Regions from separate parts of the Mus musculus genome. Here all the other regions are linked to region 4. A link is a loop called in an ENCODE intact Hi-C map of the cell type or tissue named here. Cell type or tissue: left cerebral cortex. All regions are shown on one strand. Region 1 has its middle 20 kb from the start of Gm9054. Region 2 overlaps Mrps21 (mitochondrial ribosomal protein S21). Region 3 overlaps Vps45 (vacuolar protein sorting 45). Region 4 overlaps Vps45 (vacuolar protein sorting 45). Region 5 holds the start of Ciart (circadian associated repressor of transcription).

Region 1 (5,000 bases), 87 kb before region 4:
TGTTTTGAAATGGGCATTAGACTCCTAAATGGCAGATGCCTGCAGGGTTGTATTGCTTCTGGAGGGTTTAGGAGTGAACCTTTCCCTGCCTTTTCTAGGCACAGCTCACATTTCTAAGAGGACTGACCCCTGAGCCCCTGACCCCTGACCCCGTCCTCTTTGAAAGTAGCCATCTTACCCCTCTGGCCTTGGCTCCATCCCCTTGTTTCCTTTTCTGCCCTGACTTCCTGTCTCCCTCTGTCTCTCAAAAAGAGACCTGTGACGGCATTGGCCCCAGACTTAGCCCACCTTGAGCTCCTTAACCCCACCTGCAATCCTTTCAGTCCAGTATGGTAACACAGGGTCTGGGAGACTGTTCCTTAAGAGAGAGACCAAAGGAAAAGTGCTATGGAATTAGCAATGAATATATCAGCTGATTTCTAGTTATGTGCTTAAGACATCTTCCAGATGTTTTATGATAACATTTAAGAATAAGTTGAACAATAAATTGTTCTGTTTTGGATTGAGAGACAAGGTTTCTCTGTGTAGCCCTCCCTGAAACTTGCTAGGTAGACCAGGCTGGCCTTGCGTTTACATAGCTCCACCTGCTGGAAGCCCGGGATTAAAGGTGTGCACCATCACAGGCCAGCAGCTTCGACTTTTATTTTATTTTATTTTTTTACTGCTCCAGTCAATGGAAGGGGACTTTATTTAGTCCAGGTCACTGGCCTGGAACAGGCTCCAGCTTTATTTGACCTTCTCTTGGGGCTCAGGTTGTTGGTATGGCCATACTTCTTGCGGCAGTTGACTGGGGGTGGGAGGTACAGGCATGCATAGCACCTATTGCAGATCATCTTGTCTTTTTTGTACTTCTGGGCAAGCTGATGGACAGCTAAATGATGCCACCGCACAGGCGCAGCATCAGGTGCAAGGTTCTGGAAGGTTTCTGGAAGTTGGACAGGGTGCGACCATCCTCTAGCTGTTATCAGCCCCTGCAGGTCAGGTGGAATGCCTTCCTTGTCTTGGATCTTGGCCTTGACATTCTCGGTGGCGTCACTGGGCTCGACCTCAAGAGTGATGGTCTTGGCCGTCGGGGTCTTCATGAAGATCTGCACGTTGGCGTCTGCTGCTCAGCCACCTCATTGAAGACAGAGAAGACAGCCCAGCTTGGACTTTAACATAGCTGGGAAAAGGTCCCGATGTCTCCAGTCAGAGCATGGCCTTCCACATTTCATTTTTGTTTATTTTTTTTATTTTTCCTTTTTAATGTGTTTGGGTGTTTTGCCTACGTGTTTGTCTGGAGAGGGCATTGGATCCCCAGGGACTGGAGTTACAAATGGTTGTAAGCCACTATGTGGCTACTGGCAGTCAAACCCAGGTCCTCGGTAAGAGCAGCCGCAGTGTTCTTAATAGCCTAGCCACAGTGGGGTGGTGGTGGCGCATGCCTTTAATCCTAGTAGCACTTGGGAGGCAAAGGCAGGGAGATCTCCGAGTTCAAGGCCAGCCTGGTCTACAGAGTGAGTTCCAGGACAGCCAGAGCTACACAAGAAACCTTGTCTCAGATGCCCCCCGCCAAAACAAAAACAAACAAACAAACAAACAAACACCCCCAAAAAACCAAAAAAACAGTCATCTTTCCAGTCCCCTTCTTCTTTTTTTTTTTACTCTAGCCAAGCCACGCACATTTCTAAGTTTGAGTTTTAAATGTATGTCCTAAACCAGCCCTTTAAAAGATAAAAGTCTAAAGACTGTGATTTGCTCTATAGTGTGTTCAGAAGATTGTCTAGTTGCATTTAATTAGAGAGAGAGAGAGAGGTAAGGCCAATAGAGACAGCCAGTAAAGCAACAGCTTCCGAAGTGGAGGCAGGGGGTGATCACAGCTGCTGGCCTGGCTAACTGACTCCATTTCAAGGTCCTGTGAACAGGAGCTTGCACCTGTACAACCACACCACTGAGTGACAGAGCACAAAATAGCGTTACATATGTGCACAGGGCACATAGCCTGTAATCCCAGCAAAGGAAGGCAGACAGGGAGATGAAGAATTTAAGGGTAGCCTTGGCTACATAGTGAGTCTGAGGCCAGCCTGAGCTACACGGGACCCTGCTTTAAAAAAAAAGAAGAGGTGGACGGTGCTGGAGAGATGTTCCTCCCAAAGGTTAAGAGCTTTGATGGCTCTTGCAGAGGATCCATGGTCAGTTTCTAGGACCTGTGCTAGAGCTCACAGCCGGCTGTAATTCCATTTTCAGAAGATTCAGCACTCCCTTCTTGTACACAGACACACATGCAGGCCATACACCTATATACATAAAAAAATTTAAAAACAAAAGAAGCCATGTATCTGCATAACATACATGAGTCACCCCTTCCCCATCTCTGCTACTCATATTTGGCCAGAAGAGCAAGCCACTTCCTAACCAGTGGTTTCCCAGGGTGACTTACTCCCTGGGGACCGTTAGTGATATGTCTCTTGATATTTTGGTTGTCACACCTGGCCTCAGTGGCACTGCACCTGGGAGGTAGATACCAGAGTTGCTGCTAAACATCCCACAACGGACAAGACTGCCTGTGGCATCATCAAGTCCTAAATGTCAGCTCTGTGAAGCTGGGGTGGGGGTGGGGGATGGGTTAGGAAGATGTGATTTGATTTTGGCAGACTTTCTCTTTGCTTTGATATTAGATAAAGGCGGGGGGGGGGGTAGCATTTAAGTTTTTATTATTAAAGTACAACACTAGAGGGCACTGCCTGCTCAAAAGTTGCAATTTTCTGTGCTGGTGGTGGGGTCTTAGCAGAAAACATGACTGACCCACCGGGAAATGGTTAAAGAGCTATGAAAAAGATGTAACTCCACAACAGTCTTAACAGGTACTGCATCTGAAGCCAGGAGGGGCAGAGCACCTTGTTTTTTGTTTTTGTTTTTTCTTTTTCCCTTTCTTCCTCTAATGATATCTTGGGAGCTTTTGCCAAAGGAAGGGGGAGGATCTCGCTGGATTTCACACACAGGAACACCCACGTCATTGGCACCTCCTCTGAGCAGGTGGTGGGAGGCACTGTTCCTGGGCTATCTGCATCCCTGGCAAAACTGCGAAGTCACATCTGGAGCAGGAGCCAGTTGGGCAGGCAGAGCTCAAGGCTGGTGAATAAAAACCTTTTTCAGAGGATCCAAGTTTGGTTTCCAGCAAGCAGACTGTCTCACAATTATCTGTTAACTCCAGCTCCAGGGCATCCCATGCAGTCTTCTGACCTCTGTGGTTTCTTCTAAGCACACATGCAGTGCACACAGACATACAGGCAGGCAAAACACTCATACACATAAAAAGTTAAAATCAATCTAAACCAGTTTGTCGCTTGAAGCCCTTCACTGTAAGAGGGTGCCCAGCAGGTCCTCTTGAGGTTCCGTCCAACTTTAAAAAATAAAACAATTGCTTTTTCTTTTCTTTCTTTCTTTTTTTTTTTTTGGTTTTTCGAGACAGGGTTTCTCTGTGTAGCCCTGGCTGTCCTGGAACTCCCTTTGTAGACCAGGCTGGCCTCGAACTCAGAAATCCGCCTGCCTCTGCCTCCCAAGTGCTAGGATTAAAGGCGTGCGCCACCACCGCCCGGCACACAGCTTTTTCTTTTAGTATCAGGTCCATAACTGAACAGGAAAGATTTTTCTTTTTCTCTTTTGAGACAGGATAGGCTTGGATTTATAAATTACAAATCAGTCTCTCGGGTTGACAAGATAGCTCAGCAGGTAAAGATGCTGGCTGATGAGCCTGACCACCTGAGCTCAATCCTAGGACCACAATGGAAGGAGAGATGGAGGGTCCCCCTGCAGGTTGTCCTCTGACCTTCTCAAGGGCACTGAAGCACAAGGCATCCATCCCAAATTAATAAACACAAAAACCCGTTCTTCCTCACATTAACTATATATTTCCTTTTATTTATTATTAAATACTTAAGACGTGGTACCAGATTCTGAGGATGGATTCCCATAAGTTGACATTCAACTTAACCTCTCAGCAACCCGATGGAAGCCCCTTATCTCCTAACCTCTGTGCCTCAGTTTCCCCTTCTCCGGTAGCATGGCACTTTTCTTGTCACCTGCTGCTGTGGTCCGCAGATTGACGGGTTTGGTGTGGAACATTTCCATGTGAGTTTTTCTACGTGTAGTTTGTATGTTAAATATACACAGTAGCAAAGAATTTGTGCATATTTTAAAACCTTACATAAGTGGCCTCATACTTGTTCTGTAATGTGAGTCCCCTTAGTCTTTGGCTTGTAAGATTTACCTGTGTTGATACACATAGCTTTGCTAATTGCATACCACCATTTTTGGTATTTGCATAATTGCTACTATGCAAATATGTCTAGGCCTAGGTGTCTTTTACATTTCTGAATAGCTTTTAAAAAAACAGTATTTTTTTGTGTGTGTGATATAAAACTAGTATTGGAGCAGAGACTGAAGGAAGGACCATCCAGAGACTCCCCCACTTGGGGATCTATCCCATAAACAACCACCAAACCCAGACACTATGGCAGATGCCAACAAGAGCTTGCTGACAGGAGCCTGATATAGCTGTCTCCTGAGAGGCTCTGCCAGTGCTTGGAAAATACAGAAGAGGATGCTCACAGTCATCCATTGGACTGAGCACAAGGTCCCCAATGAAGGAGCTAGAGAAAGTACCCAAGGAGCTGAAGGGGTTTGCAGCCTTATAGGAGGAACAGCAATATGAACTAGCCAGTACCCCTAGAGCTCCCTGGGACTAAACCACCAAAGAAAACACGTGGTAGGACTGGTGGCTCTAGCTTTATATGTAGCAGAGGATGGCCTTGTCGGTCATCAATGGAAGGAGAGGCCCTTGGTCCTGTGAAGGTTCTATGCCCCAATACAGGGGAATGCCAAGACCAAGAATGGGAGTGGGTGGGTTGGAGAGCAAGGGGAGGGGGATAGGGGATTTTTGGAGGGGAAACTAGGAAAGGGGATAACATTTTAAATATAAATAAAGAAAAAATCTAATAAAAAACTAGTATTGGGGCATG
Region 2 (5,000 bases), 190 kb before region 4:
TTTTGGACTGGTAGTGGTGGTGCATGTCTTTAATTCCAGCATTTAGAGACAGAGGTAGACAAATCTCCGAATTCAAGGCTAGCCTGGTCTACAGAATGAGTTTCAGGACAGCCAGGGCCTCAGAAAGAAACCCTGTCTAGAAACAACAACAAAACAAACAAAACTCTTAGAAGAAAACAGAGTTTGTCTTCATGACACTGGATTTGGCAATGAATTCTAAGATGTGATACCAAAAACAAGGGCAACAAAGCAAACTGGACATGGAAAACTTCTGCCATTTGGCTGGGTGTGGTGGCAGATGACAGTAATCCTAGTCCTTGTGAGGCTGAGACAGGAGGATGGCCACTTTCAAGCCAGCCAAAGTCCTGTCACAGCAAACATCAAAGGAACCTACCACAGGATAAAAAGACAACCCACAGTGGGAGGCAACATCTACATGTCAGGTTCCTAAGGAAAGACCTGTCAACTCAGCAGTGAGGACCCCCGCCTAAGGACTTGAATGCTTCCTCAAAGGAGGAACAGTAAACTCACAAGAGGGCTCAAGGCATTAGCCACTAAAAAAGGGACAAGCCTGGAATCTCAACTGGAGAGGACAAGGCAGGTAGAGTACAAGTTTGAGGCCAGCCTGAGCTAAGTCCCTAAATCAAGAATGAATAAAAACAAAAAGTGAAGGCTAGAAATCAATGTGTTACACCACAAGGGGGTGATGTTTATCCACTAGCCCTAAATTCTGTCCCTTGAAACTGTTATGCTCAGAGGGTAGCATCCTGGGATGGGTGGCTAGCCCTCCTGCCTCTTCTCTGCCAGTCTTCTGCAGATGCTGGTGCCAACGCCCCGGATACTAGAGGTGCGTCTGTATGGAGACCAAGAAAGGAGGAAGCAGATGTCAGCAATGAAGGACTAGCAGGTTTTCTCACTGGGGTCAGAATGCTGCCATGGGAAGGCGCTGACACTGGGCATCGCCAACAAATTGAGTACATGCAGGACAGAAGCTCAGCTCCAGCAGGAATTACAATTATGCACAGGCCTATTAACAACTTGCTGGCCTGGACCTAAAGCAGGGGCCCTAACACGAATGACACAGCCCCTGTGCTGACATTGACACTATGTCTCACTCTGAGCCCTTCCCCCTACACACACCTCTTTCCTCTTATGATTCATTTACTGCTTTACCATCCATCCAGGGCACTTGTGCTCCCCACCCCACCCCCCATCAAGATTCAAGGACAGAAACAGGAGTTAGCATTGTAAGGTCTGTTCCTGGGATTCTTTTGAGTCTAGTTTAGTAGTATTTTAGGAGACTTCATTAAGAACACATACATACTACTCAAAGGGCAGACAGAGAAGGGCAGTTCAGTGAAGAGTAACATCTGCATTTCCGGTGAGAGTTGTTTTTGGGACTCATAACAATTGGATAGGAAATGTAGGATTTTTTTTTTACAGTTGGAAACTTTCCTTGCCTCACCTGGACTCAGAAAAGGGGGTTTAAAATTCTAAAACCACGGGCTGGAGAGGCTCAGAGGTTAAGAACACCGGCTGCTCTTCCAGAGGTCCTGAGTTCAATTCCTAGCAACCACGTGGTGGCTCACAACCATCTATGAGATCTGGTGCCCTCTTCTGGCCAGCAGACATACATGCAGGCAGAATGCTGTATACTAATAAATCTTTAAAACAAAACAAAAAAAAAACAACAAAAAACCTCGCTGGGCGGTGGTGGCGCACGACTTTGATCCCGGCACTTGGGGGGGCAGAGGCAGGCGGATTTCCGAGTTGGAGGCCAGCCTGGTCTACAGAATGAGTTCCAGGACAGCCAGGGCTATACAGAGAAACCCTGTCTCGAAAAACCAAAAAGAAATTCTAAAACCACAGCAATTTAGCTGGGTGGGGTGGTACACACCTTTAATCCCAGCACTCAGGAAACAGGCAGGTGGTTCTCTGTGCATTTGAGGCCAGCCTGGTTACAGAGATTCAAAAACAAGAAAAAGCCACCAAAAAAATAAATAAATAAATAGTAACAAAACAGTAATTTAACCAAGTGTACAGCTCAGTAGTATTAAGTCCATTCACATATTCAATGTTTGCCTAGCATGTATGTCTGTGTGCCATGGATATATATGGTGCCTATGGGGATCAGAAAAGGAATTCCCTTGGGGTTTGACTCACAGACAGTTGTGAGCCACAAGGGTATGTGTACTATATTCATGAAGTACCCAAAGAGGCCAGAAGATGGCGACAGACAGTTGGAACTGGAGTTTCAGAGTCCTGTGTCACCCATTAGGTGTTGGAACTCAACTAAGTCCTGTACAAAAGAGAAGCAGCGCCCTTAACTGCTGAGCCATCTCTCCAGCCCTAATATTTTCTTTCCTTCTCTCTCTCTCTCTCTCTCTCTCTCTCCTTCCTTCCTTCCTTCCTTCCTTCCTTCTTTCTTTCTGGCACCATGGTTTCTTGAACTTTCCCAAATCTTTATAAACAGAAACTCTATCATTACATGTATCTTCTGATTGGCCCCTCTCCTAGGCTAGCAACAAATATTACTGCTCCTATTCCATTTTTTTTATTCTTTCTTTTCTTTTCTTTTTCTTTTTTTAAGATTCATTATTATATGTAAGTACAGTGTAGCTGACTTCAGACACACCAGAAGAGGGCATCAGATCTCATTATGGGTGGTTGTGAGCCACCATGTGGTTGCTGGGATTTGAACTTAGGACCTTTGGAAGAGCAGTCAATGCTCTTAACCGCTGAGCCATCTCTCCAGCCCTCATTCTTTATTTTCATTTTAATCAAAGACGGGGTCCGCTGTGGACCAATAAGACAGCTTCTGTATGTCCAAGCCTTCTTGTTCACCTGTGATGGAGTTTTTATTATAGAGAAAAGTAACAGAACTTGGCTGGATAAAGAAAGGAGTTGGACATGGGTGTGTGGGTGCCTAGCCCCAAGCCTCAGCAGCCCAGCCACGGGTCTGCACGGTTCTTTCGCATCAAGAAGTTAATCTTTCGAGCCATTTCCATGTTGTAGATCCTCCGGCATGTTTCATAGCTCTCCCGCTGGCGGCGGCGGCAAGGCTTCTCATAGTAGCGTCGTCGACTTATGACTTCGGTAAGCCCATCCGTGGTGAGGATTCTGTATAAAGGCAGGTGATGAAGTCAGATGCTGTTCGTCATCACTGTTCCTTACCAGTTTCACTGCCCATCGGAAGTCAAGAGGCAAAAATAACTTGTGTTTGAAAATGATGGTGGTGACAACATAACACTGACTGCTTTCTAGAGGCTGCAGTAAGACCCCGTGAGGTAAATTTAAAAAGCAGCCATAGTGCTTACCCTGGAGCTACGCTCTCTCTTTGACTCCCTCCACACACCACGCCCACGGTGTAAGACAGCCTCTGAGGGTCAGTGGTTCCCGGTGCAGTGCTTTCCAGTCACGGGAGGGGAAGCACACGTGAAGCCTGGCGTGTGGTGGCGCATGCTTTTGATCCCAGAACTCAGGAAGCAGAGGCAGATGGATCTCTGTGAGTTGGAGGCCAAGCAGAGCCACATAGAGAGACCTTGTCCCACAAAACCAAAACCAAACGAAAACAACCACAACTGAGGCAAACTATTTGTAATTAAAACAAAACAAAACAAAACTCAATGGAGTGACCCCTAGTTGATTCTTAGTGAAAAATGTAGCTCCCTCTTCTTTGTATTTGAGAACTGGTAGGGTGGTGTACACGGCTATCAGCCCAGGACCTGGAGGCTGATGTAAGAGGATAGTTTCAGATGACCCCTTAGAAAAAAAAAACAACTGATACAACTTAAGTCTGAGCAATTGTGGGGCTCCCTAAACACAGGCCCTCGTCATAGCCAGGACACAAAGGAGAGCATTGCAACAGCCTCACTCACCATTTCCCATGTCCCACATGCTCTAATCACACAACTGTGTGTCATGAGTGTGTAGGTGCTGGCAGAGGTTAGGGATCTGCCCTAGGTGTTGTTCCGCAGGCTCACCCCCTTCCTTCTGTAAGGATCTCATTGGCCGGGAGAGCACCCAGCGATTGGGCCAGCCTAGACAACGACAGGGGAAGAGCTGGGTGGGGCTTTTCATCCGGGGGAGGGGGGTGGGGGGAGAAAACACAGGCCAAGGAGATGGAGCATCGGGGCATCATCTCAGTACCTAAGCATTTCCTTTCTCTTTAGTGCTGGAGATGAAACCGAGAGCACTGATAAGCAAGACGGAGGAGCACAACTTTAATCCCAGCACTTGGGAGGCAAAGGCAGGCGGATCTCTGAGTTTGAGACCAAATTGATTTACACAGTTCCAGGCTAGCCAAGACTACACAGTGAGACCCTGTCTCAAACAACTAAACAAAATAAATAAATAAATAAATATTAAAAACGATTAAAAACAGGCTGTGGGCTGGAGAGATGGCTCAGTGGTTAAGAGCACTGACTGTTCTTCCAGAAGTCCTGAGTTCAATTCCTAGTAACCACGTGGTGGCTCACAACCATCTGTAATGGGGTCTGATGCCCCCTTCTGGTGTGTCTGAAGACAGCTACAGTGTACTCACATACATTAAATAAATAAATCTTTTTTAAAAAATTAAAAGCATAGATTAGGCTGGAAAGATGGTTGAGTTGACACTGGACCTGAGTTCTAGTGCAAGAATCCAGGTAAAAAGGCCCCCACTTGTAATCCCAGCACTGGAGGAGGAGCTAGACCAGCCAGCCTAGAACGCACACACACACACACACACACACACACACGCACGCACGCACGCACGCACGCACGCACTCCCTCCACCACAGCAGAAGCACTCATTCAACTTCATCTCTAATAGGCAAGGATGTAGGTCAAGCTTTGTAGCAGAATTAAGTATGGTGCTGGTGGTGTAACTCAGTTGTTACCTGGTTTCATCCCCAGAACCCCTTAACCCAGTGTGGTGCCAGCACCTGGGGAGGCAGGAGTTCAAGTCATACATGGCCAGCCTAGGATACACGAGACCCTGTCTCAAAAAACCCCTAAAA
Region 3 (5,000 bases), 52 kb before region 4:
TGTAAATATTATACTGGATCATTGTATTTAGTCCTTACTGTCACATGAGGAAGGCACTAATTATCTTCACTTTATGGAGGAGGAAACTGAGCCAGCCACAAAAGACGATTATGTCCAGTATTGGTTATATAAATGTGACAAATCTGAAGGATGCTAAGGAATACTTATCAACATATAAGTTAAGGGGTTCAGCAGTCAAGTGTGCTTGCGGCTCTTGCAGAGCCCCTGAGTTCAGTTGCCAGCACCCACACTGGACAGGCTCTAACTCCAGCCCAGGGAGATCAGATGTCCTTTTCTGGTTTCAAGGACAATCACACCAGCATGTGCACACATACATACATGAACATGAGCATGATTATCTGAGGACACTGATTTCTATCACTGCTTCAGGAGAGGCAGACCAGAGCTTTCATCTGCCCGCATAATTAAACATGTCCAGATACAGGCTGTGCCTTCATTGTTTGTCTGACATCATCTCGAGTCTTCACCTTATGAATTCCCATGAATGAGCCTCAAAGAAACCAAACAATATCCCTTACATCTCTGCAGATAGATTCTTATTGCAACCCCACATGGGTTCTCAATGCTACAGCAAATGGCTCTAAAAAGAAATGAGCATGAGGGATGAGGTAAGGGGACAGGGGGCTGTGTCCCCCGAGTCTTGGTCCTGGAACCCTGACTGGGACAGAGGAAAGAACAGACACAAATACCGGTCTAGAAAAGCCAGGGCCAAGCCAGGCTGTGGTGGTGCATGTCTTTAATCCCACTTGGGAGGCCAAGGCAGGCGGATTTCTGAGTTCGAGGCCACTACTATAAAGTGAGTTTTAGGACAGCCAGGGCTATATAGAGAAAACTTGTCTTGAAAAACCAAAAGAAAAAAAAAAAAGAAAGAAAAAAGAAAAGAAAAGACAGGGCCAGATGGGCTGTCTGTACTCTGATGGGCAACCTGGGGCCTCTGTGCACTTATGTACAGCCCAGGGGGGGGAAGTTAGTTGGTCTTGGTAGGTGGTGTCTGTCTGTAGGGGGGCAGTCTCAGGCTGGTCTTGGTAGGTGGTGTCTGTAGGGGGGCAGTCTCAGGCTGGTCTTGGTAGGTGGTGTCTGTAGGGGGGCAGTCTCAGGCTGGTCTCGGTAGGTGGTGTCTGTCTGTAGGGGGGCAGTCTGAACCTGATCTGGGAGAAAGGCTTTGCCAACTTTACAAAGGTCTGATACCATGGTCCTTAACATGGCTGGCTCATGTCAGAACTTCACTTGTTTAGGATATCAAGAGAAGTCAGGACCTAAGTGATGGTACCGCGTGCATCACATGGCTTTCTGAATCCCTCTTATCTCTGACAACACATTTCTCATATACTACCTCAACAGAGCCCATCAAACACTGAAGCCTGTGCTGTCAAATACACAAAGAGTGTGTTTATTCCATACACAATCACAAGTGGGTCGGGGTGGGCTCATCGTCGGCTCGCAGTCCCGGGGTCTGTTCCAGCAGTCCAGGAATCGGGGTTACCTGGAGTGAGTCAGAGCAAACACAAGGGCCAGCCCCAAAGCCCCTGGTCAGCAGGGAAGGGCCGAGGCAGGTAAGAGGAGGCCATGACATTCTCGCCGCTCTCCACTGCCATCTCATCTTCTGTTTGCTGACCTTGAGGTGGCCTGCGAGCTCTCCCTGCTGCGGCTGTGCAGCCCAGAAGCCAGGACTTCCTCTAGGAAGCTGACAAAGAGACTTCAGGTTATTTGGCAGAAAAGCAAAAGCCTCACCAAAGCAGAGCAGCCCTCACGGCTGTGACCTGGTAAGAAACATGAATAGAGCTGGAGAAGTCCTGGTCGATACCATGTGCCGAGTCCGACTGGCGGATAGAACGTCCTGCCCAGGAGGACAACGCCTTTGTGCACATTAGTGCGTTTTCCTTTTCTGGGCCTGGCGCTCACTGTGTGATGCAGGCCGGTGTCACACAGCCTTTTCTCTAAGTGACAAGATCCTAAGTGCAGCTGCTATGCTAGGCCATGTGCCAGAGTGTTTGTGTAGAGGTCAGAGGTACAGCTCAGGTCATCAGGCTTCGCAGCAGGTGTCCCTACCCACTGAAACTGTAGAAAGAAGGTATGGGACCCCAGATCTTTTAAAGGCAAGGTTTTATATAGTACCTTAGGACAGTGGTTCTCAACTTTCCTAAGGCCGTGACCCTTTAATACAGTTTGTTGCTACTTTATAACTAATTTTGCCACTGTTATGACTCACAATGCACATATCTGGTATGTAGGTTATCTGATATGTGCACGCCCCCCAGGCTGAGAACCACTACCTTAGGACCATGTTACATTAGTACAAATTACATATATTTTCTTAAAATGCAGATCTTATCCTATTGGGTATGCTTTCCTCTTTAAAATCTTTCTAAAAAGCCTTTGTGTGTGTATGATGTGTGTCACAGCATGCTGGATAAATGAATTAGTTAAAGTTGCTGCTCCCTGGCGACAGGGGCTTCTGGCTAACATTAGGGTTATTTTGATGGCATTTGTAAGCATGCTCTGTGGTGACGAAGGATGGGAAGTACCTCACCCTGCTTCATAGGTCAGAGCTGGGAGACGCAGGGGCGTGGAGGATTTAAACTCTAAACTCCATTAGAGACAAAAAATGGGAAGGAGGAGAGGCCATGGCATTGCCTTCTACTGAAACACAGCTGCCTCCTTTCCGTGTGGCCCCCTTTCTTTCACCCATCAGACTGGCAATGCTGGAGGGGCTGAGTCAGGGTCAGGAGGATGCAACACTGCCATCTGGGAAGGAAACAGTCCCCAGCAGTGGTTTCCAGCAAGGAGGAAGCGGCTGGCTGCCCCATTGGAGCTCGTCAGGTGATCTCTGCTCATTTTCAACTCTAGTACGAAGGGAAAAGAACTCGCTAAAATTATACAGAATGTTCCTCCCATGTAGATCAGTAAGACCACACATTCCTGACTGCAAAGAGAAAACACGGTATTTGCCAAACCTAATTTTGTTTCCCAGAGCTATTGTGACTTTTCAAATATCTATTTAGGGACTTTGATGACTCACAGCTCAGAGTACTTAAAAATTATGGGCAACGAACATATTGGTAGCTGCATCCTAAATTTAGACTGTGTTTAAAAACAATGAGACAAAAAGAATGGCTTGTCTAGATTTCTAAAAAATCAATCTCACCTAAAAACAAACTAAAATATCTCTTGTGGAGCTAGGATCCAATCCAGTTCAGTTAAATTTATTTTAACAAACATTTACTGTGCATGACTGGACTGCACTGAACTACATGTGCGCAGGACCACAGCTATGAGTCCTACCTTAAGAGAGAGCCAGATGCACAGCACATCTGGGCAGGGTGTAGCACAGACACTAGGATTGGAGTCAACATGCTGGCTGCTTGGAGTGGGTTGGCCAGGGTGCTGCCCAGCTCTAAAAATGGATAGACTGAGAGGGCCTCACTCTTAACTCAGAAAAGCAAACCCTGAAAATTCTTGAGTCTACACAAAAAAGTAGGTGCTGGGCCAGAGAGGTGGCTCAGCGGTTAAGAGCACTTCCAGAAGACCTGCTCAGTTCCCAGCACCCCCACGTGGCTCACAAACATTTGTAATTCCAGTTCCAGGGCATCTGATGGCCTCTGCAGGCACCAGGGATACATATGCACACATGCACGCATGGAGGCAAACTCTCATAAAGTAAAAAGAATTCTTTTTAAAATGCTTGTATCATCTTTAGTTTTTAGTCTCTGGTGACAAACCAGAAACCAACACTCACAGCATTAGTGTTGTGTTAATTATTAAGGTAATTGCTTTGAATAACTGTTCCCAGACTATACTTCAACAATGCGCATATGTATGTCCATATCTAATTCATCGTCCTATAGTCCACAGGCAGACGTTTACACGTGAGGCAGGATGGACGGAGGGAAGCTGGTTTGTGGGGCCTGACTGCTAAGACGCATGCACTGACGGCTGGTGAGGTGGCTTTGTGGGAGAAGGTGTGTGATGCCAAGCCTGATGCCCTGAGTCCGAGCATTGGATGCCCGTGGTGGCAAGGGAGAACCAGTGCCCACAAGTTGTCATCTAATGTCCATTAGTGTCCATGGTATGCACACCCCTTCCATATATACACTAAATATGTGCAATATAAAAACAGAATATGTAGTTTTTATGTCTTTTTGTACCATGTAAGAAGAAATAGCCTTAAGCCAAGTGTGGTACACACTGGATTCCAGCACTTGGGAATTCTCTATTTTCCTGGAAGCCTTTGTACTTTCCTGCCTCCAAGTTCATATTATTTTATTAACTTAATTCTTTGCATATCTCCCAAATTATATGAAAATAAATACTCCAAAAGACATGTTACATTTATTTTGTATTCTTGCATGTTCCTAGGAATTATAATCATATTCTAATTTGAGAGATACAGGCTTCTTTAATTCCCTGGGTGGAGCCTGGGATCATTGAAGAAAGGCGCATCCTCCCCCTTTTCTCTCCTGCATCAAGCGCTAGCTCACAGTCACTGTAAGCATCACTTATGCTCACAAACAATAGAATCATGTGCCAATAAATACTCTTGCCTCATATTTCTTTCTCCTTGAAAGAAACAATAGCAAAATAGGTAAAACAACAACAACAACAACAACAACAACAACAACAGCAACAACAGCAAACCTGTTGAAATTACTGGGTGGCCAGGAAATGTGACATAGCACTGAGAGCCGAGTGAGCAGGGTCAATGATGCAGATAAATCACAGAGGCAAGGCTCACAAGGAAAGTATAACATCACTTTTGTCGTGACTCAAACTGAGCAAAACTGAACATGTTGTTTAGAAGTCCATGGCCAACGGATAGAGATGCACTGTTCTGTGTTAAAGCAAGGGAAAGACGAGCGTTGTAACCAGAGAGAAGCACGTGGGTGCTGGGCAGCACTTCATCCTTGAGTTAGGCCAACAGTTCGAGTGGTCACTGCAGCGTGCTTTCTATTTCCTTTTCTAAATATCTAGTGAAAAACCCC
Region 4 (5,000 bases):
AAAGAAACATTTTATATACATACATATGCATATATGAGGCTGTAGCTTGTAATTTGATTTAAAAAATATTAAAATGACTACACTTGGGCAAGACCACATTAAGGACCAATGCCTCAGAAATTAGGAAATTAGCAAATTGGGAAATTAGCAAAACCTTGCCCCATGGCTCAGATGGATGGCAAAGTCTTCCTCTAGTGGGAGTTAGACTGTTAGCCGTTTGTGTGAACACTAGCAACTGCAGCTTGCTCCTCCTGGTATTTGCAGCTAGAGACTGCTCTCTCTCCTACAGAGATGTCCTGGAAAACTAGCTAACCAGTGGTTCTCAACTGTCCAAATGCTGTGACATTTTAGTACAGTTCTTTAGGTTGTGCTGACCCCAGCCACAAAATTATTTTCATTATTACCTCATAACTATAATTTTGCTATTATTATGAATTATAATATAAATATCTGATATGTGACTCCTGTGAAAGGGTCATTTGTTTCCCAAAGGGGTCATAAGGTTGAGAAACACTGAGCTAAACCAATCCCCCATCCTCCTTCCCCGTTCATAATACACTCGCTGAGGTTCCTGGTTAGTGTAGAGTTGGTGCTGCTCTGTCAGTGTACACGCCCACCTAAGCCCAGCTTTTCTCCACATATGTCTGTGTGTATGTCCTTTCTTCATTCCCTCACTGCTGCTGGGTAGAGGCTCACACCTACCACACTGGCTAAAATGACAGCAAGTGTGCAGATATCATGGACTACCCTGACAGTGGGGACACAAAAACGGTGTGGTTCCTCAGGAAAACACTAAACACGCCACGACCATACGGCCCAGCATCTGTCATCCATCCCAAAGAAATGAGGCCATGTTCATGCAGAAACCCATTCAGAGGTTTATAACAGCTGCATCTCAGGCGGCCCCACTGGAACATGTCAGCTGTCCTTCAGTGGTGAGTTAATGAACACAGTGGGATACTACTCAGGAGGAAAGAGAAAGTAACTCATGCATACAACAACTGTGCTGAAGGAAAGAAGCCGCCCCCAGGCAATGCTCTCTTCTCCCTACCAGCATCTTAGAATAACAAATGCTACAGGAAGAACAGAGAGGCAGTTGCCAGGGGTAAGGATGGAGTTGGGGTAGAAGTGAATACGGTTAATAAAAGGGCAACACAAGGATCCTTGTAGGGACAGAAAGGCGGTGCTGCTTGACTGTGTCGCGTTAATATGCCAGATGTGACACTGCACCACTGTTATGTCAGATGCCACATTAGGGGAGACTGGCACACAGGATCTCTGATGTCATTTTTATAACTAGTATCACTTTAGTTTGTTTTCTGTGCCAATAGCACAACATCACTGTCTGGGTAAGTTAAAAGAAAAGAGCTTCATATTGGTTCACAGTTCTAGTGCAATGTTTAGAGGCCACATGTCGTGAAAGTGCAGGGCCCCAGATGGTAAGAGACAGAGACACCTGGCCAAGCTGGCCTCACAGCTGACCCATTCCTAGGAGGAGAAACTATTAAACATAGTTTTACCTGGTAGATGATAGATGCTATAAAGGCTCAAGTGAAATAAAATATGAAACAGCTCTTTATAAAGTTTAAAATATTATTTAAAGTTAATTTTGGCATTATTAATTCCTTTGTTTTTGTTTTTCTGAGACAGGGTTTCTCTGTGTAGCCCTGGCTGTCCTAGAACTTGCTCTGTAGACCAGGCTGGCCTCAAACTCAGAAATCCACCTTCCTCTGCCTCCAGGATGCTTGGGTTAAAGGTGTGTGCTGCCATTGGCATCATTAAATAGTAATATATGGTGAAAGAAGTGTGTATATCTTAGACAACAATCTAAACCCCCAAAGTTTGAAAACCTCTTAAATGTTCTACTTTCTTTTCTCTGTTTTTGAGACAAGGTTTCTACGTAGCTTTGGCTAGTCTGGGACTCACTATGTAGACCAGTGTGGTGGAGATCTGTCTGCCTCTGCTCCTGAGTGCTGGGATTCCAGGCGTGCACCACCACACCAGGCTAAGTGTCCTACTTTCTGGGTGCTAGATTTGCTACCTAGTTTTGGAACCAGTGCCAGACTTTACTAATTCTACAAAGAGCAATGGTGACCCCTAGAGGAGAACAACTGTAACTTCCACAGCAGAATGGAAGAAAATCCAAATGTAGATGTGAACAGAGTTCATTTCCAGGCTTCCCCTCTTGCACATCCCCAAGAGATAACTGCTTGGTGATGTATTCTTTCATGACTCACATAAAACAACAAATACAGAAAGTTCCTGTATATCCTTACCCCAGAATAAATTCCTTTCTATACCTCAATTTAGAGGTGAAACACAGGAGTAAGGAAACACTTTGAGGAAAGAAAAACATGCTGTTTGACTACTTATAACTTTTGGCTTATAAATCAGCCTTTTAAAATGCAAAGTGAGGGATGGAGAGATGGCTCAGCGGTTAAGAGCACTGACTATTTTTCCAGAGGTCCTAAGTTCAATTCCCAGCAACCACATGGTCACTCACAACCGTCTGTAATGGGATCTGATGCCCGTTACAGCCATCTGAAGACAGCTTCAATGTACTCAGATACATAAAATATATGAATAAATAAGTCTTTAAAATGCAAAGTGAAATAAAACTTTTATCTAAGCAATGAATGGAAATTGTTATTTTGATTTCAGAAAGAGGGATGATGGCAATTACCTAATTTTCAAAGGTTTATTCAATTTTATTTTATGTATATTTTGCCTGCATGTATGTTTGTGCTCCATGTGTATGCAGTATCTGTGGAGGCCAGAGATGGCACTGGATCTCTGAAACTGGAGTTCCAGGTGGTTGTGAGCCACTACGTGGGTGCTGGGCATTCAACTCTGGTTTCTTGAAGAACAGCCAGTTTCCTTAACAGCTGAGTTATCAGTCCATTTCCAGAATACTTTTAATACTTGGAACACACAAGCTTTTAGGTGATGAGTTCAATGAACTTGATGATACAAGTTACTCAGTATCACAGACACATCCATGATTTGAAAAGTGAACTACAGTACTTACAAATAAAATATATGCTGTACTTGGGTCTTCGGAGCTCCTGGATCAGATATTCCACATTCTCCTAGAAAACAAAGAATAAACAAAGCATGAGCAGAGGTGCTTCAGTGAAAGGGATAAGGAAGGGCTGGCAAGATGGCTCAGCAGAGAAGAGCATTTGCCGCCCTGTCCGATGTCCTGAGCTGAGTCCCTGCAATGCACTCGGTGGGAGGAGAGAACCGGCTCCCGAAAACTGTCCTGCAACCTCCATAATAAATGTAACTTTAAAAATTAGTAAGTACCGTGCCTAACAGTATGCTGAGGTCAAGATTGTACATGCAGTGGGCAATGAAGGCTGCAAACAAAAGAGCACACTAATCAGAATCTTGAACACTTTCATATATATAAGTATGCTAAATACAAGTTGTCAGTATTTTCTTGGTTAAATTAATGTAAAACTAAAGGACATATGTTGAAATATAACATAAAATTGCTACTAACTGCAAATCTACCTCAAGCTGTTTACCAATAAATTGTATTCCTCTAATCCAATTTCTTACTTACCAAAATGTGTGTAGTTCTTTAAAAACAAGAGAAAATATAGTTAAGTGTATTTACTTTGGCTTTTAACTTACTGAAGTCTCAGAGTCCACAACTACAGTGCTCATGAAGTATGTGTAAGTATCAGCCTGAGAGCCCTTCTATAATTACATTTTAAATTAAATTTTAAAAAATGATAATGCTGGGCATGGTGGCGCACGCCTTTAATCCCAGCACTTGGGAGGCAGAGGCAGGTGGATTTCTGAGTTTGAGGCCAGCCTGGTCTACAAAGTGAGTTCCAGGACAGCCAGGGCTACACAGAGAAACCCTGCCTTGAAAACAAAACAAAACAAAACAAAATGATAGAAGTTAAAAAAAAAATCAGTCCATTTAAGATTTAATTTTTTAATTGTGTGAATGTGTGTCTGTGTGCACACACAGCTGCCAGTGGAGGACAGAGGCATCAGATTCCACTTGGGCTCCAGTTACAGGTGGTTGTGAGCTGCCCAACACAAGGTGCTGGGAATCACACTGGAGTCCTCTGTAAGAGCAGTAGACAGTCTTATCTACTGAGACATCTCTTCTGCTCAGTTCTTTTTATACAGTCAAAACGTGAGAATTCTATCCACAGACCATTCTAACAGTTGGTCTGTTTTTTCATACCAGAATACATGATTAAAGTTCAAATTAAATCAGGTCTTTAAACTAAAATTTCTAAGGACAAAAAGGCTCGACTGCTTGATTGTATCCCTGTTAATATATTTTAAACTAAACACTTCAAAATTTGTTTAAATCATGCCAATAGTGTTAAAAATAATTTTAAGCAATGCACACTGCTACTGGGGGTGGTGCTGTACACAAACCCCAGCACTCACAAGGCAGAAACCAAGAGGATGTGGGTGTGAAATCAGCCTGGATGACACAGTCAGACCCTGTCTTGATAGCAAGCAAACAGGAATGTACCACGTCTACCCAATAGAGGAGGGGGAGTCACTATGTTATTGCTTACATTTAAACTACAGAAAAGTTATCTTCATAAACATGTATATCATGCCATTAAGAAATGTAGTTATTTGCATGTGTATCTGTGCAGGCATGTGTGTGTGTGTGTGTGTGTGTGTGTGTGTGTGTGTGTGTGTGTGTGCGCGCGCATGTACTGGGAGGCCAGAGAAGGGTTCTGGGTGTCCTTCTCTAGCACTTTCTGCCTATTCATTTGAGGCAGAGTCTCTCCCTAGGCTGAAAGCCAGCAAATTCCAGAGATCTGGTCTCTGCTCCCCTTGAACCTGGGGTTTAAGGTATATGGGGGATGCCCAGCTAGTTATGTGAGACTGGGATCTAAACTTTGGTTCACATAATTATGCAGCAAGTGACCCTGACTGCTGAGCCATTCTCCAGCCCCCTTTTGTTGCTGTGTGAGAGAGAATCTCATGCAGCCTGAGTGGGCCTTAAATGCGTA
Region 5 (5,000 bases), 170 kb before region 4:
ATTAATCAGATTATTACCTCTGTCAAAGCGACCCATCTTGAGTCCGTTCAGTAGGTCTGTGAGGGGCCGTATGAACCCTTGGAGTTCTTTACACTGTAGAAAAACAGCACAAGACTTTGAGACCAGCAGTGGTTTTTCTGCTGTGATGTAACTGGCAGGTCCTTGTCAACCAATTAGGTGTTTGCCACTGCACTATCTTTTCTGCTTTCTGTTACCTTTTGAGCAAAGAGCAGATCTCCCTCTGTAGTACATCCTTGGGTGTTCAGACTCGTCTCCTGTTCACCGTCTCTTGATCTCTTGACTTCAGATCCTTGCTGTTCCAGATGAGGTGCTGTATGTTGGTTACTAGAAACCCTGGGTCGATGTCTGCAGCGGATAGGGCCTGGACTGGGCCTGGAACCTCCTCTCTGACCCACAGTGTCTGGCCTGAGCTCATGGGTGCCCTTGCCCTCCCTCTCGTTATCAGAAGGGAAGCTAAAGTCACTGTTCACAGAGGACGTGGAAAATGATGGGGAGAGGGAGGAGGAGGAATAAGAAGAAACACTAGATGGAGAATCCATAGGTCCAGGAGCAGGAGAGGGGCTGAAGAGCAGCTCCCGTAGTACCAAAGATCAGAACCTGCAACTGAAAAGCAAAGCGAGGGAGTCTGAAATCAGAGTCAAAGAATTAGGAAAGGGACTGGGAGACTGGGGCATTCTAAACAGAGTAACATGGTTTTCGCTTTGTTTTATTGTTTTTCCGTTCTCAATAGAAACAAGAAAGAAAGGAAAAAAAAAAAAAACTTGCTCTTCCAGCCGCATTCAAAATCTAGACCGCCAGCCCACACAGAGCTCTTGACCCTACACAGCCTTTCTTCCCTTGGGTGAATAACCGACTTTACACCTTCCCCTCAGCCTGCAGTTCTGGGCTGTTCCCGGCCAGACCTCATAGGGAGCCTATCGACCTAAAAACGACACCCGCTAGAGGCTGCTCTGCGCACCAGAACCCACCTCAGGTCCCTAGAGTTCCGGCCCCATAGACACCCGGCTCCACCGCTTTCGCATCCTTCACCATCAGGTGCACTGCGCTGGTCAGTCTACGGTCGCGCCTGCCAGGTGATGCAATACCTCCCAACACCCCGATCTGCGGTCTTCCATGCCCACCCCATCCGGGTCGTCTTCCGGAGAGCGCTTGGCTCTCGTCCGCTTACCTGGGTCTGTCGGTTCAGCCCCGGTCGGTATGCAGCTTCTTCACTGTCTGTGCTGGTCTAGCCGACCCACCTCCGCCTCACTCTGTGGGTCCCGCCCCTTCCCCCTCCCAGACACGTGCGGTTCTGCACGTGCCTCCCCCTGCGTACACAGACCTTGTGCTCTCATTGGATAGCTTACCGGCAACACGTGACTCTAGATGCAGACGCTCACAGCCCATTTGCTACGGCACGCGGGGGCTCGGCCAATAGAGAGGCAGCCAAGTGGTGATTGGCTGGAAGGGAAGCAGTCCATGCTCCGCCCGTACATGCGGCTCCTCGGGTGATAAAAAAGGAGGATGGAAAAAAGTGAAAATTAAGGAAGGGGCGGAAAAGGGTGGAGCTCATAGCCTTAAATAGGACAGCACTGCGCGGGAGACGCACGGCTGGAGTGTACAGAGCGGGGCCGAGCCACGGAGGTGGCGCCTCGGGACGTGGGCCCCTCTGAGCGCCTCCGCGCACGGGCGCAGCACGTGGGAGCCCTCAGCAACTCGTGTCCGCAACGTGTGTGACAACGGACGTGTGACGCCGGGCATCCGTTCCCTTGTCGGCGGCTCGCCCTCGTGACTCCCCACTCTTTCATCCTCCCCTCCTCGCCACCAAGTTGGGTGCCTCCTGCCCTGCTGGGCGAGGAGGGTGGGGACTGCGGCTGGAACACCGCGTCCTCTCCGGGGCTCCCGCCGCGCAGCTTCTCCAGCCGGTTCTTACATAACTTGCCACGCACGTTCCCAGCTCGGATGCCAGCCCGCCAAGATTCTAGAGGTCATAGCCGAACTTGTCCCTGACTTTTCTGCCCCGGGCCCTTCGGACCCTTCACTCAGAATTCTCTGATTCTCAGTACTGGGAACAGAGCAGAGTAGATCTTTGCTCCTCAAGCTTATGGCTTTATCTGGCTTCAGTTTATTTGTTCCTGGGAGAAAACTGGGGAAACGTTGAGGAAGGAAAAAAGCGAGTCAAGAGTTTAGAGAGTCACCAACAGACCTTAGCATCCCTTGCACCAAGTCACTGTAAAAGGAAACGATGGCGAGGAGGACCCTGTCGACTGAAGCAGAGGAGTCGCAAGGGGGCACTCTAGTTCTGATTAGGGTCGAGAGAACAGACACTACCACCCCCCCACCCCCCCAGTCTTACTAAAAGAAAAGTTGGACAGGGATCTAAGTCATGGTTTGGAGAACGTGTGGTTATTTTAAATATGTTCTAATGCTTTTTTACTTATATTTAGCAATGTGGTTATTTTAGAAAAAGGAAAAGGATTTCTAAATTAAACCTCAGCACTGTTTCCCCAAACACAATTTCAAGACAATATCAAATAAAATATAAGTAATCTAGATGTGGTGGCTCATGCCTTCTGTAATCCTGAGGGATGGATGCAAGGAGATCAGTTCAAGACCAACCCGAGCCACATGGGACCCTCAGGAAAAGAAAAGAAACAAAAATAGAGTTAGAATTACAGTCTCAGAATGAACCTGTTATCTGTGATAGTCTCTGTTCTACTCTAAACTATGTATAGGGTATAATTCCTTCTAATTAGTTGATATCTAATTCCTTCCCCACCCCACCCCCCAAGACAGGGTTTCTCCGTGTAGCTCTGGCTGCCCTGGAATTCACTTTGTAGACCAGGCTTGCCCTCAAACTCAAAGATCTGCCTGCTTCTGGTTCCCTGCCTTGTAATTCTCTTTCTAATCTGCCCTTCATGCCGCTAAATCTTGGTGTACGTGTCAGTGTTGACTTTAGAACAGACTCTCATTAAGAAGTAGGCAAAATTAATTTTTTAATTTTTTTCTTAAAAGAATTATTTATTGTATATATATATATATGTGTACACTGTAGCTGTCTTCAGACACTCCAGAAGAGGGCATGAGATCCCATTACAGATGGTTGTGAGCCACCATGTGGTTGCTGGGAATTGAACTCAGGACCTCTTGAAGAGCAGTCAGTGCTCTTAACCGCTGAACCATCTCTCCAGTCCCAATTTTTTTTTAAAATTTTTCATCCAAATTCTTGCCAAAGAATTCTAGTCTGAAGAGTGATAGCGGCCTTCTCTCACCTGGGAAAGGGGGTGGATAGAAACAGGGTCAGGGGGGCTGGCCCAGTGTTTAAGAGAACACACTTTCGCAGAGGACCTAAGTTCCAGTCCCAGCACTCATGTCAGCTGGCTCACAAACCCCTGTAAACTCTCCCCCCAGAAACTCTGGTGCTTGTAGCCTGAGCGCCCATACTCATGTGCACACACCCCTCCCTGCACACACACATAATTAAAAACAGTAAATCAAAAAACCAAGAGCAGGAAAGCAAGGAAGTCTCTTTGCTCCCGTCTCTATGCAAACGCCACTGATTTCAGGTTCTAAGGTGGATTCTCCATTCTTCATGCCTCCTTCCGCCTCCTGCTGAACTTTGCCTCTTGGCTCTACAGGGTTGTAGGACACACCCATTTTGACCTCTGGCACCTGCTATAACTTCAAACCTGGGCAGAATAGAACCAGCTCTGATTTTCCAGGCTTGTTGGGAGTTTGGAAAAGGCTTCTCCATTTAGCCTGCTTCTCTCCTAGGAGGAGGTCTTAAAAGTCTTGCCAGATCCGAATAAAAGAATGACATCACAAAAGTCTTTGCTTCAACATCTTTCAAAATTTTCAAGATCAGCTAATTAGATATTTCTAAAGGTGATCCTGCTTCCTTCTTTTCGTATGAGAATTGATGTCCAGGTTGGAAATACAAGCAAAAGGTAACTGGTAAGAATTACTTTATAGCACCCCACCAAGGCCAGTGGCTGCCCTCTTACCTTCTACATAAAATGTACCCCTCCTTGAAGGAGGGTCCATAACAGAAAGCAGGACACAGGACTCTGCAGCGTGGACATGGCATCATTCTGATTTGGACTCTGCTAAAACACCCCCCACATACACACACATAGGTCATTGTCACCTTTCCAGCAGTCCCATCCCCTCTCCAGGAAGACAATCTCTTTACACTAACCCCTTTTTTCTTTACCTGTGGTCTCAAAGGAGAGTCTGCCCGCCTCCCTATCACAATAAGAATTCTTCCTACTTGGGAGGCCACAACTCTCAATAACATTGCATTTTTTTACCCTTTGTAGGCATGACTTTGTATTAGATGTTTTTCAGGGACAGAATAAATGAGACTTAGTTCCTGGGCTTAAGTGGGGCTTGCCATCTATAGAGAACCTACCACACATTTCCCAATGTGTGTGGGGTATTTACTGCTTGCCAATCTTACTGGATCCTCCCACTTGTGTTCAATTGCATGTGTGCTGCTCTTTGGTTCTTTTGCCCTTTTTTTTTGTTTGTTTTTCGAGACAGGGTTTCTCTGTGTAGCCGTAGCCCTAGCTGTCCTGGAACTCACTCTGTAGACCAGGCTGGCCTCGAACTCAGAGATCCCCCTGCTGCTGCCTCAAAGCCATGTGCACCACTTCATGGGCCTTCCTTACTCTTGAGATGTTTTTTTTCCCTTACAGTCCAGGCTGGCCTCTAATCAGAGGTCAACTGTCTCTGTCTTGCAGTCGTAGACACCTCACCCAGCTTACACTCCGTACTCATTTATTCCACAAATCTAACTTTCTTTTAACAACTCAAACTACATTCTTGGGGGCATCCATGCCTCTTCCTCTTCGGGCTCTCAGTAGCTTTTGATTGATCATATCAAGCTTTCGCTCTTCTAGTCCCTATAACTCAAACTTGGCTGTCTGCCTGCCTCTTCCATTTCCTTGGTTGACTTATCTGCCTCCGCTGACTTAGGCATTGGCCTTTCCACTTTCACA

What was found. Peaks named below come from ENCODE experiments on the same cell type or tissue, not always from the same donor. Only the 100,000 strongest peaks of a DNase experiment are listed, where the experiment ranks them.
Region 1: it touches region 4 in a loop (7-fold over the local background); 41 of 42 quality-filtered maps call a loop at or near these places.
Region 2: a loop joins it to region 4, with 7 times the contacts of the local background. A loop is called at or near these places in 16 of 42 quality-filtered maps.
Region 3: it touches region 4 in a loop (2.0-fold over the local background); 9 of 42 quality-filtered maps call a loop at or near these places.
Region 5: a loop joins it to region 4, with 2.4 times the contacts of the local background. A loop is called at or near these places in 10 of 42 quality-filtered maps.

The regions. Positions count from the first base shown.
Region 1 is chr3:95,963,295-95,968,294 of GRCm38, forward strand. No RefSeq gene overlaps it. Among named protein-coding and RNA genes, the nearest start is that of Gm9054, 20 kb to the right of the region's middle. In left cerebral cortex, CTCF peaks have their summits at 609 (motif pointing left) and 2,741 (motif pointing right); DNase peaks (open chromatin) are centred at 592, 2,996 and 4,525; H3K4me3 peaks cover 218 bases; H3K27ac peaks cover 228 bases.
Region 2 is chr3:95,859,813-95,864,812 of GRCm38, forward strand. Mrps21 (mitochondrial ribosomal protein S21) reads right to left here. Exons shown (of 3, transcript NM_001355759.1): 3 at 2,822-3,120. The coding sequence ends at 2,940. Among named protein-coding and RNA genes, the nearest start is that of Prpf3, 6.4 kb to the left of the region's middle. In left cerebral cortex, CTCF peaks have their summits at 709 (motif pointing right), 1,596 (motif pointing left), 2,217 (motif pointing right) and 4,519 (motif pointing left); a DNase peak (open chromatin) is centred at 2,226; H3K27ac peaks cover 84 bases.
Region 3 is chr3:95,998,447-96,003,446 of GRCm38, forward strand. Vps45 (vacuolar protein sorting 45) reads right to left here. Exons shown (of 15, transcript NM_013841.3): 15 at 1,386-1,705. The coding sequence ends at 1,618. It also overlaps a transcript of Plekho1 not described here. Among named protein-coding and RNA genes, the nearest start is that of Plekho1, 5.1 kb to the left of the region's middle. In left cerebral cortex, no CTCF peak of the experiment used is centred here; DNase peaks (open chromatin) are centred at 2,028, 2,969 and 3,369; H3K27ac peaks cover 2,953 bases.
Region 4 is chr3:96,050,011-96,055,010 of GRCm38, forward strand. Vps45 (vacuolar protein sorting 45) reads right to left here. Exons shown (of 15, transcript NM_013841.3): 3 at 3,029-3,089. Among named protein-coding and RNA genes, the nearest start is that of Vps45, 5.9 kb to the right of the region's middle. In left cerebral cortex, a CTCF peak has its summit at 2,119 (motif pointing left); DNase peaks (open chromatin) are centred at 685 and 2,045; H3K27ac peaks cover 429 bases.
Region 5 is chr3:95,880,966-95,885,965 of GRCm38, forward strand. Ciart (circadian associated repressor of transcription) reads right to left here and starts at 1,263. Exons shown (of 6, transcript NM_001033302.2): 1 at 1,190-1,263; 2 at 216-624; 3 at 18-93. The coding sequence starts at 560. BC028528 (cDNA sequence BC028528) reads right to left here. Exons shown (of 6, transcript NM_153513.4): 5 at 4,005-4,106; 6 at 2,980-3,272. The coding sequence ends at 4,008. All of the region lies in intron 1 of C920021L13Rik (RIKEN cDNA C920021L13 gene), which reads left to right. In left cerebral cortex, CTCF peaks have their summits at 963 and 2,268 (motif pointing right); DNase peaks (open chromatin) are centred at 351, 1,412 and 2,252; H3K4me3 peaks cover 2,132 bases; H3K27ac peaks cover 2,591 bases.